Regions from separate parts of the Homo sapiens genome. Here all the other regions are linked to region 1. Evidence: chromatin contacts called from ENCODE Hi-C or POLR2A ChIA-PET data. All regions are on one chromosome and are shown on one strand. Each heading gives the region's core, a stretch centred on a gene start or an enhancer-like site at or near the end of the contact. The rest is flanking DNA. Distances are from core to core; before and after follow the strand shown. Region 1 has its middle 100 kb from the start of NEUROD1. Region 2 overlaps LINC01934 (long intergenic non-protein coding RNA 1934). Region 3 holds the start of LINC01934 (long intergenic non-protein coding RNA 1934).

Evidence for each region. Hi-C counts contacts between places; a loop is a spot of excess contacts on that map. ChIA-PET counts read pairs that join two places held with the same protein, here RNA polymerase II (POLR2A). Pooled maps may share reads with other maps.
Region 2: a map with no recorded cell type shows a loop between it and region 1 (8-fold over the local background). The contact joins two enhancer-like sites. A Hi-C loop is called at or near these places in 1 of 37 single-sample maps with no recorded cell type and 8 of 50 pooled maps. POLR2A ChIA-PET finds 5 or more read pairs at or near these places in 1 of 52 experiments (BJ).
Region 3: a loop to region 1 is called in a map with no recorded cell type, with 8 times the contacts of the local background. The contact joins the promoter of LINC01934 here to the enhancer-like site in region 1. A Hi-C loop is called at or near these places in 3 of 37 single-sample maps with no recorded cell type and 5 of 50 pooled maps. POLR2A ChIA-PET finds 5 or more read pairs at or near these places in 1 of 52 experiments (PC-9).

The regions. Positions count from the first base shown.
Region 1 is chr2:181,778,090-181,782,614 of GRCh38, forward strand. No RefSeq gene overlaps it. Among named protein-coding and RNA genes, the nearest start is that of NEUROD1, 100 kb to the left of the region's middle. Within about 2 kb of position 2,127, at least 8 of the 41 ENCODE cell types and tissues checked have a DNase peak (open chromatin) inside an H3K27ac peak, as active enhancers do.
Region 2 is chr2:181,162,981-181,167,453 of GRCh38, forward strand. All of the region lies in intron 1 of LINC01934 (long intergenic non-protein coding RNA 1934), which reads left to right. Among named protein-coding and RNA genes, the nearest start is that of LINC01934, 41 kb to the left of the region's middle. Within about 2 kb of position 2,436, at least 4 of the 41 ENCODE cell types and tissues checked have a DNase peak (open chromatin) inside an H3K27ac peak, as active enhancers do.
Region 3 is chr2:181,121,952-181,126,380 of GRCh38, forward strand. It overlaps LINC01934 (long intergenic non-protein coding RNA 1934), which reads left to right and starts at 1,886. Exons shown (of 5, transcript NR_130784.1): 1 at 1,886-2,029. RefSeq lists an enhancer at 2,153-2,252.

The sequences.
Region 1 (4,525 bases), core at 877-3,376:
TGCAGGAAACTTACATCTTCAGAAACTCACTCAGAAGCATTCTTGAGTTATGAGACAAATCATTAATAATTAGGAACTCTAACATGAAGTTTCCAAATCCTTGAAATCTTCCTAAGGAAAGGAGATATACACCCTTAATATGAAATTGAACCTTTTGTTTCTTTTCTAATAAGGGCAGGGCTGATTTTATCTTATTTGAAAAAATATTTTGATTTTGTCATTTTATTTTAATAAAAACATCTAGCTGAATTCCTTCTTTGCTGTTTTCTCAAGTTTATCTTGGCTAGATGAAATTCTCTTTCCTGATGTTAGATTAAAATGTAAAATGTGGTTAATTGCACTTTCCTGCATACTATCATCTTTAAAAATTAAGTTAGAGAAGGTGAGAAATGGGCTTATACCTTCACCTTTCCTTTAAAAATAAAACAGATGTTAATTATTATGTGGACATACCATATTATAAAGTTATACCATAGAGTCATAGTTTCCCAGAAGTATGTCAATATTATATTTTAAATTGCAAAGAAAAGATTATATCAGCATAATAGTTAGATCCAATGAACTGAGAGACACAATTTTATGGGATAGCTATTAATGAGTTGCACAGTTCAAATACAACTTCTGAGTTCACTTAAATCTAGCTGTGCTATGTAAAAAGACAAAGGAGGCAGTGAGAGCTTAGCTGGGTTTCAAACCCATAAAGCTGGCTCTGAACAGCATGAGTCACTCAGAGATAAAGGCATTCAGTGATTTACTTGAATCCATTCGGTGCCAGCCTGGAAAAGATTTGGGAAATTAGCAGTGTCCTCACTTTTTTGATGGCGTGGCTAAAGAAAGGCTAATTCATGAAAAGGAGAAACCCTTTTCATTTGACATTGGATTTCCTCCTAGCTCAAACACAAATGGCATTACTAATAACACAATGTGCTGGGAGACTAGCAGGATATTGTGTCCCTTTAAGAATAGGCTACCATCTTGAGCATAATAACTAACTGGTGACCTGGGTAATTTTGAATCCATAAACAATTTCATTTGACAGATTATCCCTTCTTGCTTAAAAAAAAAAAAGACATCAATAAGAGTTCACTAATTTCCCAAGCAGCTGTGATTTGTAATGAACTTGACAGTTTCCATTTTTACTCTGTGAATGATTTCTTGGCCTGGTTAGAACGTTTGATTCAGGTACATGCAGATTCTTTGTGGAACATTAGACTGATAAACTATGCTTACAATGAGAAAGTACATTATCTGCCATCTTTTCTCTTTGAAGATGTTGACAGTCTGACCATAATTTGACCATTAGCATAACTGAGAAATTGGGCTATGTTAAGTTAACCACAAACTCATCATCATGACCCTAGATGGTATTTGAGTCTCCTCCCCAAAGACAGCACTGCCTCTTCTGAATTCAGGAAAGATGTCAGAGCTCATTTCCGGTTCATCAAGGCCCACACAGGGTCTCCTTGTCAGTGGGTGGAATGATATAGAATGTATGCTGGGACCTTCCCAGAGATGGAATGAAAGAAACAGGAAACAGTTACTTAATGCTAAGAGCTTGTCAACCCCAGACTTCAGGAAAGACCAGAAGGTGATCAATCATACTTTGACCTGAATGCATGTTTTGTCACATTATATCTGTAGGAGCTGCAGCCATGCTTTATGTCTTCCTGTTGGCTTCCTTATTCAGAAAGCACCAACCTAGGGTTGATGGCTGTTCTTGCCCTCCAAGGTCACTTCATGGCTGAAACTTGAATGGGTTTCATTGTATCTTTAAGAGCAGCTCTTTCCTCAGTTTTCTAGTTACTAGCCTTGACAACCTGGAAAGAGTGTTTTACTTATCCTCCTTAATGTCCTCTGCACACGCAGATGATTTGCAGGGAGTATGATTCTACTTCTGGCCTTGGTTTCCCTCCCACCTAAAGTTTCTCTCTCTGTAATTGGCACAGTCTCCTGATACATGGATTGGAGTTAAACTTATTTTAAAACCTGATTTCTGCTAATGTGCATATATCATCCCTAGTTCAATAATAAACCTTTTTTGTTGTTGCTCCTAGCATAATTTGTAAATTACTTCCCAGAGCCGCCTTTACTAAATGTCTGTGACCTTATTGTCAAGAAAGGCTTGACAAGCAGAAGCTGCTGCCTGGGGGCTGGAATGTCCCACTTCCTGTTCTTTCTCTCCAAGCTGCAGCATTGTATCCAAACAAAAACTGAACTCAGTGCACATGTGACCCAGAATTAGTTTGAAATGAAACTCTCTGAAGATGAAAAACTTTACACATTAACTCCTTGTTCCACTCCATCTACTTGCAGTGCTAAGACCACAAAGAGGGCCTTTTAAAAAGAACCAAAATAAACAAATGGATAGCTCAAGCTGTGGATAGAAAAAACAAGCAAACAGCAGCTGCATATAGCATCAGATTAACTGCTGCTGAGCTCTGACAAAATGGCAAGAATCTAAGACAAAGGAGTAGTACTGTTCAAGTAAATGAACCCATAGCCTTGGACTCTACTCAATCCCAGGAGGGTATTTTAGTGTAAAGGAAATCAGTTCTTGGACCCAAACCAAGGGTGTTTATGACTAGAAGGAGCAAAAGAATCCTATGTCTTCACTACAAAAGTACCATTCCTACAGAACCATTTCTTCTGTTATAGAAGCCTGGAAGAACTACCACACCATTCTTCTGTTATAGACACCTGGAACTCATCTTGATGTTTTCCTTGTAGCCATGACTCTAGTTTTTCTATCAATCATTTACTAAGATACTATAAAGAAAGGGCACAAAGCTAGATATTAAACTGGAGGTTTGCTTTCCTTCCTTTAGGAGATGATTTAGCAATAAGTCACAATATGAATGGAAACAGGAAATCACCAGCCAATCACCAAGGTGGCTTCCTTTAAGATGACAGATATAAGGAAAGAAAGCTCAATTTTTAAAGAGGAGTTGCCACCCAGGAGAGGGAAGAAGTTGGGAAGAGGGAAGGAGTTGGAAAGATGGTGATCTGGGGTCCATGAGGAGGTAGTAAGTACCTAGCAGGTGGCTGTGAGCTGTGAGAAGGCTGAGCACCAGGGCTATAAATCCCCTGGGTTCTTGCCAGGCAGGGAATAAAAACCCATGGCTGAGTATGACACTGTTTGTGGTGGCAGAGGTGGGGGTGCCTTTCCCCTAGGAGCCTCTGTGGCAGGGCTCTGCTGTAGTCCTAGTGGTAGCCATTGGAACAGTGGGCCTTGCCTGTGCAGGGTTCTGAGGCAACCTTTAGGGCATAGGCAGCACTTCCCCTTTCTTAAGCCCACTCACTCCCTGCCTCCTCCCCAGTGAGATCCCTAGAACCCAGCATTCATAAAGACTTTTCATGGCTAATGAGCAACAAAGCAGTGCCCAGCAAGATAAGTACAATACAACCTGAATTTACACTGTTCAACACCAGTGAGTTAGCCAAAACTTGAAAGAGCTATAACTCACAAGGCATGGCCACCCTGTGGGAGGAATCCACCAGGATGTGCCCACATATCACTGAAGATGGGAAGCACTTCCCCACCCTGAATATTTGCTTCCATAGAGTAGGATGCTACCTTGGTTTCTGTGGTTGCTACAGGAGCTGGGGTTTGCTATCAGCTTGTATCCTTTACTCACAAGTTTCCAAGGCCAAGTTCTTAAGCCACTAGTATCATTCCCTGTTATCAGGGCTTTGACAGAGTCCAAGGTAGGCAATATTCCCTTTTCCTGGACTCCAACATTTTCCTAAGCATTAACGAATCCCTGGATATGCAATCAGGAAGGAATGGGAGCTCTGGATGAGGGATAGAAAGGACTTCTCTTGCAGGTGGAGATAATGAGATGTTGCACATCAAGGCAAATTAACTGTACAGTGGGGTGATTAACTAACTGAGGGGGTCCTCAGGATATTGAACTTTTAGTGCTAAAAGGAAAATCCTGGGCAAACCAAGATGAATGGGTTATCTGTTGCACATCAAACTGTACAAGGGATGCACTTTTTTTTTTTTCTGTATATGGAATAAAACTTTGAGTTCTGCTCATTTGGAACTTGATTCAAATAGGGGCTGATAAACACATATTTGACAAATTATATAATAAACATATATGTAGCACACAATCAAGAGGAAAAAAATCAAAGTTTTCTGCAAGCACTTACACATTGACAGAGATCTGTCAATGTAACAGTGTTCTTATGTTATGCTTTAAAGTGAGATTCAAGACTTTCAACTGGAAAGTGCTACTCTAAAGTCCTTCTGTATACTGAACAGTAAATTATTAAGTTTGGAGCAAAGGAAAAAAATACAATTTGAGATAACAAACACTGTGGAAACTGTGAAATAAATGAGTTTTGTCATTTTCCCCCCAGAATATTTTCTTGCTTTGGCCACTGGAAATGAGGATGTTTCTATCTATATTTTTTCACTTATGAAATTTTTCCTTTCTACTCCCACTGTAGTAAGTTGAATAGTGCCCTTCCCAAAATTTATGTCACTTGGAACTTTAAAATATGACCTTATTTAGAAAGA
Region 2 (4,473 bases), core at 1,186-3,685, 610 kb before region 1:
AAGAGTAGTTTCAATGAACAGTATGTTGGTGATAATTAGTATTTGCTGAGTTGTAAATTCCTTGGAATTTGATCTCTAATTCTAATTATTAGAATTTACTCTCTGTTTCTCTGATCTATTTCAGAATCTGTTGTTTTTTTTTTTTTTCCTGTTGTTGTTATACAATTGTAAAAGGGGTTTTAAAAATACTTGAAAACTGGGCCAGGTGTGGCAGCTTACACCTCTAATACCAGCCAGCACTGTGGAGGGCTGAGGTGGGTGGATCCCTTGAGCCCAGGAGTTAACAATCAGCCTGAGCAATAGTGTGAAACCCCAACTCTACAAAAAAAAAATGCAAAAAAAAAATTAGTCAGGCTTGGTGGTGCATACCTGTAGTCCCAGCCTCTCAGGAGGCTGAGGTGGAAGGATCACTTCAGTCTGGGAAGTCAAGACTGCAGTGAGCCATAATCACACCATCGCACTCCAGCCTGGGTGACAGAGTGAGACCCTATCTAAAAAAAAAAAAAAGAAAACCAAGAGCAAGTTGCCAAAATATTACACAAGGATTTCTAGTTTTATTTTCTGTTTCACTGTGATTGGGTAAAAGTAAAGATATATAAATATAAGACATAAATGCATTTTATTCTTTGGAATCTAACATCTTCAATTAAAAATGAAAAATTTCTAACAGGAAGGATCAAGAGATTGGAAAGTAGCCTAATAAGTCTTTAAAATAGTGTTTCTAGGAATCTGATATACCAAAAGCAAGGAGCAATAGGAAATACAGATAAAGGCAGGAAAAGGTAGATTTTGTTACAACACTATTGTGGTTTCTGAAGGAGTTTGGCCTCATTGGGTGATGCACATCAGTGTTAATTTCTAATACTCAGAAAATTAGTAACCTTTGTACCCAAGAAGTGAACATTCAGAGTTCAAAGAACCACCCACCACCCCAAATCATTCAATAATTTTCACTGGTGTTCTACTACAAGAATTATAATTCACTTGTAATTATGGCCACCAAAAGAATGTTTTTTTTCCATTTTATAATTCAACAAACACTTGTTGGATCACTAGTTGATGTCATGAATGTATTAGGTGCAGTGGTGGTGATAGTGGATGGGTGTATTTGAAAATAAATAGTGTATTCTAGGGAGAATATATAGTCTTTTGAGAGAGAAGGTAGGCTTAAAAATATAGAGTGCTTTCAAATACACTAAAGGTGTGCAAAAAATATTACTACTACATGGTAGAGGAAAACACAACAAAACTTTAAGAAACCTCTTGAGGAACGTCTGGTTTGGCTTCAGTTTATTTAGAAGAATGAAGAGCTCCTAGACAAAATGCTAGCATACATAACACAGAAACAAAATAAACTATAAATACCTTATAAATAAATTATAAACTACCTTGAGGAGACAGATGAAAACAAATTAGAGTTAAAATCTTGGCAAGTGAAGGTAGATATTATGCCACAGAGAAAAATTTGAAGAAACTGTGCTTGTGGAGTTTGATAAGGTTCTTCTCACAAAATATAAACTGTGGTCTTTTAATGAAACAGAAGGTTTTCACATTCTATGGAATAATAGTGATTTTTGATGTCAGCTCTGGAGAAAAAATCCTGGTGATATTTGGAGACCACCTGTTCTGGATAGTTTCCATGGTAAGTCACGAGGTGTACCAAGATTCTTACAACCCATCAACTTCTTCATGCTTTTGTGAATATACTGAGAAGAAATGATACCACTGAGAAAATGATTTAGAATGTATTTCTTATAAATTTTAATTCTAAGGTAGAAACTGAAAAGGTTGGATTTACAGGTGGAATTTAAAAAACAACAACAAAACTCTTTCTGCATTTGTGAATTCTGGCATAGAAAGAAGAATAGGGAAGTGAAACACTGACCTTACAAATAATGTTGAAGAACATAATTTTTTAAAATGCCATTGCTCAGGATGAAAAACACATGGGTTTGACAAGAGGAGGAAACATCTTGTTACAGCATGCAAGTCTGTCAAAATAACCTTAGATTGGTGAAGAGTGTTTAAGAATTGAGAGGGTTTGGGCATAGGGAAAGCAAAAAGAGGAAGATACCAAGAATTTCTCAGGAGGAAAAATAATTAGAAACTATTATTGTACCCTCAGATACCTATGTTCCAATTCCCAAATATAGGGAATGTAGAATTGAAGATACATATATTTGTAGAATGTGGGAGTAAAATCATTTAATAAAGGAAGAAAATATTTCAAAAGGATGCTACCACCTGGCTATCTACAGGATGGCCACTGCCAGCAGCTCCTGTTGCTGCCTACTACTTTGGATCCCAAAGTTTTTGGATGTTAAAATGGGCCAAGCATGAGTTCACCTCTTCATACCCTTTTTAGAGGGTCTAATTTTGATTTCTACCCACATCCTCTGGAACCGTGATGAAGTTAGTTTCATTTCTCAGCCCTAGGTCTGTCATCCCTTTCTTAGGCAGCTTCGGTCTGGGCAAGCTTGATGCTGAGTTGGTCTTATGTTTATGGTTCAGTATTGGGTACGTACGTGTCCTAATACAAACTTAAGGGGGGTTTCCTAACTACTAAGATCATATCCATGATTTTGTGTTGTGTTAAAAACATGAATGTATTTAGTTTACAGTGGAGACCGCCAGATATCTGTCTTTAGGGACAGTTAGTAGCAAACTGCCTGTGGCTAATTGTAGAGAATAGTCTATAGAAGATGTATCTTGGCTTTCCCCAACTGCTGAGGACAGAAGTCCTTTGAACTGTGAAGAAAAGAAAGTAGAATGTGGTGGTGGAGGAGGGAGAGGAGAGGAGAAGGAGGAGGAAGAAGAGGAAGAGTTGTCTCACTTTCTTTACCCCGTTCCACCTCCAACTCCCCACATGTATTAGTATGTTCTCACACTACTAATAAAGACATAACCAAGACTGGGTAATTTATAACAGAAAGATGTTTAATTGATTCACAGCTCCACGTGACTGGGGAGGCCTCACAATCATGGTGGAATGCAAAGGAGGAGCAAATTCATGTCTCACATGGCAGCAGGCAAGAGAGAGTATGTAGGGAACTCTCCTTTATAAAGCCATCAGATCTCATGAGACTTATTCACTATCATGAGAACAGCATGGGAAAGACCCACCTCTATGATCCAATTACCTCCCACTGGGTCTCTCCCATGACATATAGGAATTATGGGAGCTACAATTCAAGATGAGATTTGGGTGGGGACAAAGCCAAACCATATGATTTTGCCTCTGGCCCCTCCCAAATCTCACATCCTCACATTTCAAAACACAACTGTGTCTTCTCGACAGTCCCCTAAAGTCTTAACACATTTCAGCATTAACTCAAAAGTCCACAGTCCAAAGTCTCATCTGAGACAAGGCTAGTCCCTTCTGCCTATGAGCCTGTAGAATCAAAAGCAAGTTAGTTACTTCCCTGATACAATGGGTGTACACACTTTGGGTGAATATACTCATTCCAAATTGGAGAAATTGGCCAAAACAAAGGAGCTACAGGCCCCATGCAAGTCCGAAATCCAACAGGGCAGTCATTACAACTTAAAGTTCCAAAATGATATTCTTTGACTCCATGTCTCATATCCAGGTCACACTGATGCAAGAGGTAGGCACCCAAGGACTTATTCAGCTCTGTCCCTGTGGCTGTACAGGGTACAACTCCCCCTCTAGCTCCGCTTCTTTCACAGGCTGGCAAGGAGTGACTATGGCTTTTCCAGGCACACAGTGCAAGCTGTCAGTGGATCTGCCATTCTGAGGTCTGGAGGATGGTAGCCCTCTTCTCACAGCTTCACTAGGCAGTGCCCCAGTGAGGACTCTGTGTGGGGGCTCTAACCCCAAATTTCCCTTCTCCACTACCCTAGCAGAGGTTCTCCATGAGGGCTCTGTCCCTGTATCACACCTCTGCCTGGACATCCGGACATTTCCATGCATCCTCTGAAATCTAGGCAGAGGTTCCCAAACCTCAATTCTTGACTTCTGTGCACCTGCAGGCTCAACACCACTTGGAAGCTGCCAAGGCTTCAGTCTTGCACCTTCTAAAGCCATGGGCCCAGCGGTACCTTGGCCCCTTTTAGCCACAGCTGGAATGGCTGGGACAAGGGCACCATGTCCCTAGGCTGCACACAGCAGGGGGGCCCTGGGCCCTGCCCATGAAACCATTTTTCTTCCTAGGCCTGTGGGCCTGTGATAGGAGGAGGTACTGTGAAGACCTCTGACATGTCCTGGAGACATTTTCCTCATTGTCTTGGCAATTAACATTTGGGTTCTCCTTACTTATGCAAATTTCTGTAGCTGGCTTGAATTTCTCCTCAGAAAATGGGTTTTTCTTTTCTATTGCATTGTCAGCCTACAAATTTTTCAAACTTTTATGCTCTGCTTTGTTTTTAAATGTAAGTTCCAATTCCAAACCATATATTTGAATATATAACACTGAATGCTTTCAACAGCACCCAAATCACATCTTGAATCCT
Region 3 (4,429 bases), core at 636-3,135, 660 kb before region 1:
GTTTGTATGTCCAAGGCCAATGATATAATAGCTATATCCTTCGAACCTGCCCAGACATACCTAGAGAAAACATTTTCAGGTATCTCTAGGTAGGTGTGAGCTAGGAGGAAGGTTAGTTAGGAGCAGAGACCAAAAAGAGATATAATGAATGCAACTCTATGAATCACAAGGGAAAAAGTCTCTAATTGCAGAAGGAGCAGTAACAGTTTTAAGCTGGAGAGCCTGGGTTGGTGCCCAAAGCATTTCTTTGTTTGCCAAAAGCTGCCTCAATGTGGTATTTCCATCAACACCTATTTGTTGAGAGCCTACTCTGTGCCAGACACTATTATACAGGCTGTAATTTTCTATTGGCTCTAAGCCATTCTGATACATAAAAATATAGTTTCCTCAAAAGAGATTAGTATTTTATAATCTAGTTCAGCTTCATGTGTTAGCACTTAGTCTGAATATTTGCCATTGTGAAAATATGCAATATCTATGTATTTTTCAGACATGAGCCAAAGTATTGAAGTGCTTCATACTTAATTGTTCTTCAAAGTGTTCAATCTTTAACCAAAATATTTCTCAAGAAGTATTTCATGGATATACTTGTTATTTATTTTTGTTCTCTGAAAGAAATGCCTCCTGATGTTAAAAATCATTTTGCTAATATCTCAGTCTTATTCCTTTTTAGAGTCCTCTACACTCTATCAATATAGAACTAGCTACAGTTACCAGAAAGTGCTATATTGTTTTGTGCCTCTGGATCTTTGAATATGCTAGACTCCCAGCTGGGAATGCACTTCCTTGCATGAAAAATGACCACACAATATTCTTTACCACAGTTCAAGAATCAACTCCTTTGATCAGCTCTTTTACGCTAATTAGAATGCCCGTTTCCCCACTTGAGGCCCAATGTATTCTATATAAATTCCTATTGTTGTAATTCTCACATAATATTCATAATTATTTGTCCAGTTTTCTTTTCCCATCTTGTGATTTCCCATAAAATCATAAGATTTTATGAACTTATTGAGGACAGAGATTATGTCTTATTTGTGGTTATATCCTCAGGGCACAAAAAAGAGAAACTCAATATATGTTCAGTAAATTCATTGAATGAATAAATGAATCAATGAACAAACAAGCAAATGCCATATGCATGCATATATTCAACTCCTAGGAACACATTTTACTGGTATTTTATATCTTATATTTATTTATAATATATAAATATTTTATATATTATATATAAATAAATACAAATATTTATTTATATATAATATATAATATAATATATTTATTTATATATAATATATAATTTATAATTATATAAATATATAATATATTTATATATAATATATAATTTTATTATATATTAATTATATATATAATAAATATATATAATATATAATTTTATTATATATTAATTATATATATAATAAATATATATAATATATAATAATATTATATACATTATATATAAATATAAATATTTATATAATATATAATATAATATATTTATTTATATATAAATATATAATATATAATTATATAAATATATAATATATTTATATATAACATATAATATAATATAATAAATATATAAATAAATATAAGATAATAAATATAAGATAAGACCCTTTTCTGAAGATACTTCTAAGAAGTATCAGCAATACATTCTATGGGATGCGTATAATGGTTCCTGGATAATATAAAGAAAGAAGGCTTTCCTTTCTCAAAAAGGCAGTCTGTTATAAAAGTCTTTGTAAGTTGAAAACATTTTTTTTGAAAAGCAGAACCCTGTAGTTAAAGAAAATTCAGCAGCCTAAATTCTTTACTACATGTGTGGGTATAGTGAAAACATTTAGCTATCTGATATTACACTATCGTTGACTTCTCAGTTTTAGTATTCAGAGAATGACCTGAACTTAGCTGTGTTAAGTTGCCTGCTCCACAGGAAACCACCTCTGTAACTGTTGCTTGCTGCTTTCTCTTTAGGCAACACCCAAAGCCACTGTCAGATGTCATGGAGATGAGACCTCACAAGGTAAGTGCAAAGAAAACAGGAACAAATACATTTTCAAACAGAACTTGGTGAAAACATTGGCCCAAGAATGATAGGAAGCACCGCCTTTTGGGGATCCCTATTTGGGCTGTGGAAGGGACATATAGCCCTGTTTTATATGGAATCATATATGGTGTGAGGGAAATGAGTCAGATCCTGGGTTCCCAAGTGGCCTATCTGAGACAGAAGCAGGTTATGTTGTCTAGACAAAAGGAAATGCTTTGTTTTTTGAGGGAATGTTATCAGAATTTTAAAAGCCAAATGATGGCTAGAGAATATAACTAAAATTTTATTGACACTTTGTTTTTTAGAAGGCTTTTTCCCTCTTTCTTTTTGTTTCATTCTAACAGTCTATCTTTTTGCCCAAGATGCAAATTGAAACTTAATTAAATCCATGATTCCAAAGAGATATAGGCCTTATTACACAGCAGGCATTCTCTGGCTTTTCTTCACATCTGGAGTTTTAAACTTTGGGGTATTAATATCATGTCTAAGATTTCTTGTAGTCTTGGTTTGCTAAATAGAGGATACATGGCTATTTTAAATGAGGGTTTCATAATCACCCAAAAATGCTACAAATTTCAACGTGAAATAGCTTTTTCCTACATTGTAAATATTAGATGATTAAGCATTCCTTATGCCTTTTGCATGAAAAGGCAACATAGACTTTATTAGATATCTGCGGTTCTCATTCTTTGAGTATTTGCCTCCCTATTGACCTTCAGGCCTTTTGTGCTTCTTTAAAGCCGTTTCCATCCCCCCTACTTCCTCCTTCACAGAATGTAAGATGTCAGTGGAAGAAGATGAAACCAGAGGTTTTAAGAAAAGATTGGACAATAATAACTAAAACAAGTTCCTTTAGCTTTTATTTTTACCCATTTTATGTATTTTTATTGATATAAATTGCTTTATTATGATTATAGTTGAAAGTCAACATTTTGGCATATTAAAAAGACCATTTCCTTCCAACCTAGAAAATTCTATCTCATGATGATACATGTTAGGCCTCTTAGCAACTTATTCTGTCCTATAGCTGTGTGTGGCCACTGCCAATTTGTAGTCCCCAGTTCTAGTCCTGTCAACTATTTCTCCAGAGGTAACTGGACCAGAGATTATACCAGAATTTTATTTTATTTTTCTCAGATGGAGATTTTTTTTCACTGTGAAACTGTCTGGTTTCCCACTGATGGGTCTAATATACAGAGCTTTCTGGGTTTGACAGATGTGATAAACTAACAAGAATATTTGCATTTGTGTAGCTTTTATATACAGATATTTCACTCTCCTAATACTTTTTCAAGTTATAGATAAATGTTTTTTAAAAGCAAACTGAAACGGCTGACAAACAGCTGCTGCATAGACTTTGGAACCTGGCTGCCTATGTTTGTAGACTGCTCATAGAAATGTGAGTTCTGATAGCCTTTTTGGAGATGAATCTAGCAATATATGTGGATATTTATTGTGGCATTTGCTGAAGTTCCTTCTATAGCCTACCAGGCACTGCATCACCTGGACCTTGGGCAAGATATATGTCTGGTCCCTTTTCCTGCCCTTCTGTCACTCTGCATTTACTGTAGTGGCATTCACAAGTGTTCCCAGTCTCGCTGAGTATCTCTCCCTCAGAACTCGGGTGCTTGCTGCTTGCTGTTCCTTCTGACTGGATTGCTCCTCTCTTAACAGGCCTCATGGCTTACTCCCTCAAGTCATTCAGGTTTCTGATCAAATACCTCCTCAGAGAGCTCTTCCCTGGCTACCCCATTTAAAGTAATAAGAAATTTCCTGTAACTTTGTATCCCCTTGTTTAGCTTCATAAAAATATAACATTATGTTACATATTAAATTAGTGCCTGTCCCCTCCACTAGAATGGATTCTTTAGGAAAGTGGGAACTTTGTTTTGTTCATTGCTCTATTCCTGGAGTTGAACAGGCGCATAGAGTGTATTAAGACTTGTTGCATGAATAATTTGTGGTAGCAAATGAACGAAAAGATAAAGCAAATAGAATATCCTTTGGTAAGAGAATGGTTAGATAAATTGTGGCATATCAATAATATGATGAAGTCATCAAGAAGAATAGAATTAGATCAATGTCATCCAGGGAGTTTCAAAGTTTATTATTAAGGAAGAAGTGGAGGTGCAGAAAAGTTTGTATAATAGGACCCTGAGCAGTGATCTACATATATATGTATCTATCCATCTATTTAATCTATCTATCATCACATAAGAATGATTCATATAGTAGGATATTCACCAGGTCATAAGCATTAGCTTTGTAGGGAAATTGTGCAGTGTGATTTTGTTGAACAGGGTATGGAAACGGAGACTAGAGGGCTCAAAGTTGGCTGAAATATGTAAAATGATTGCCAATTTGGGATACAGCTTC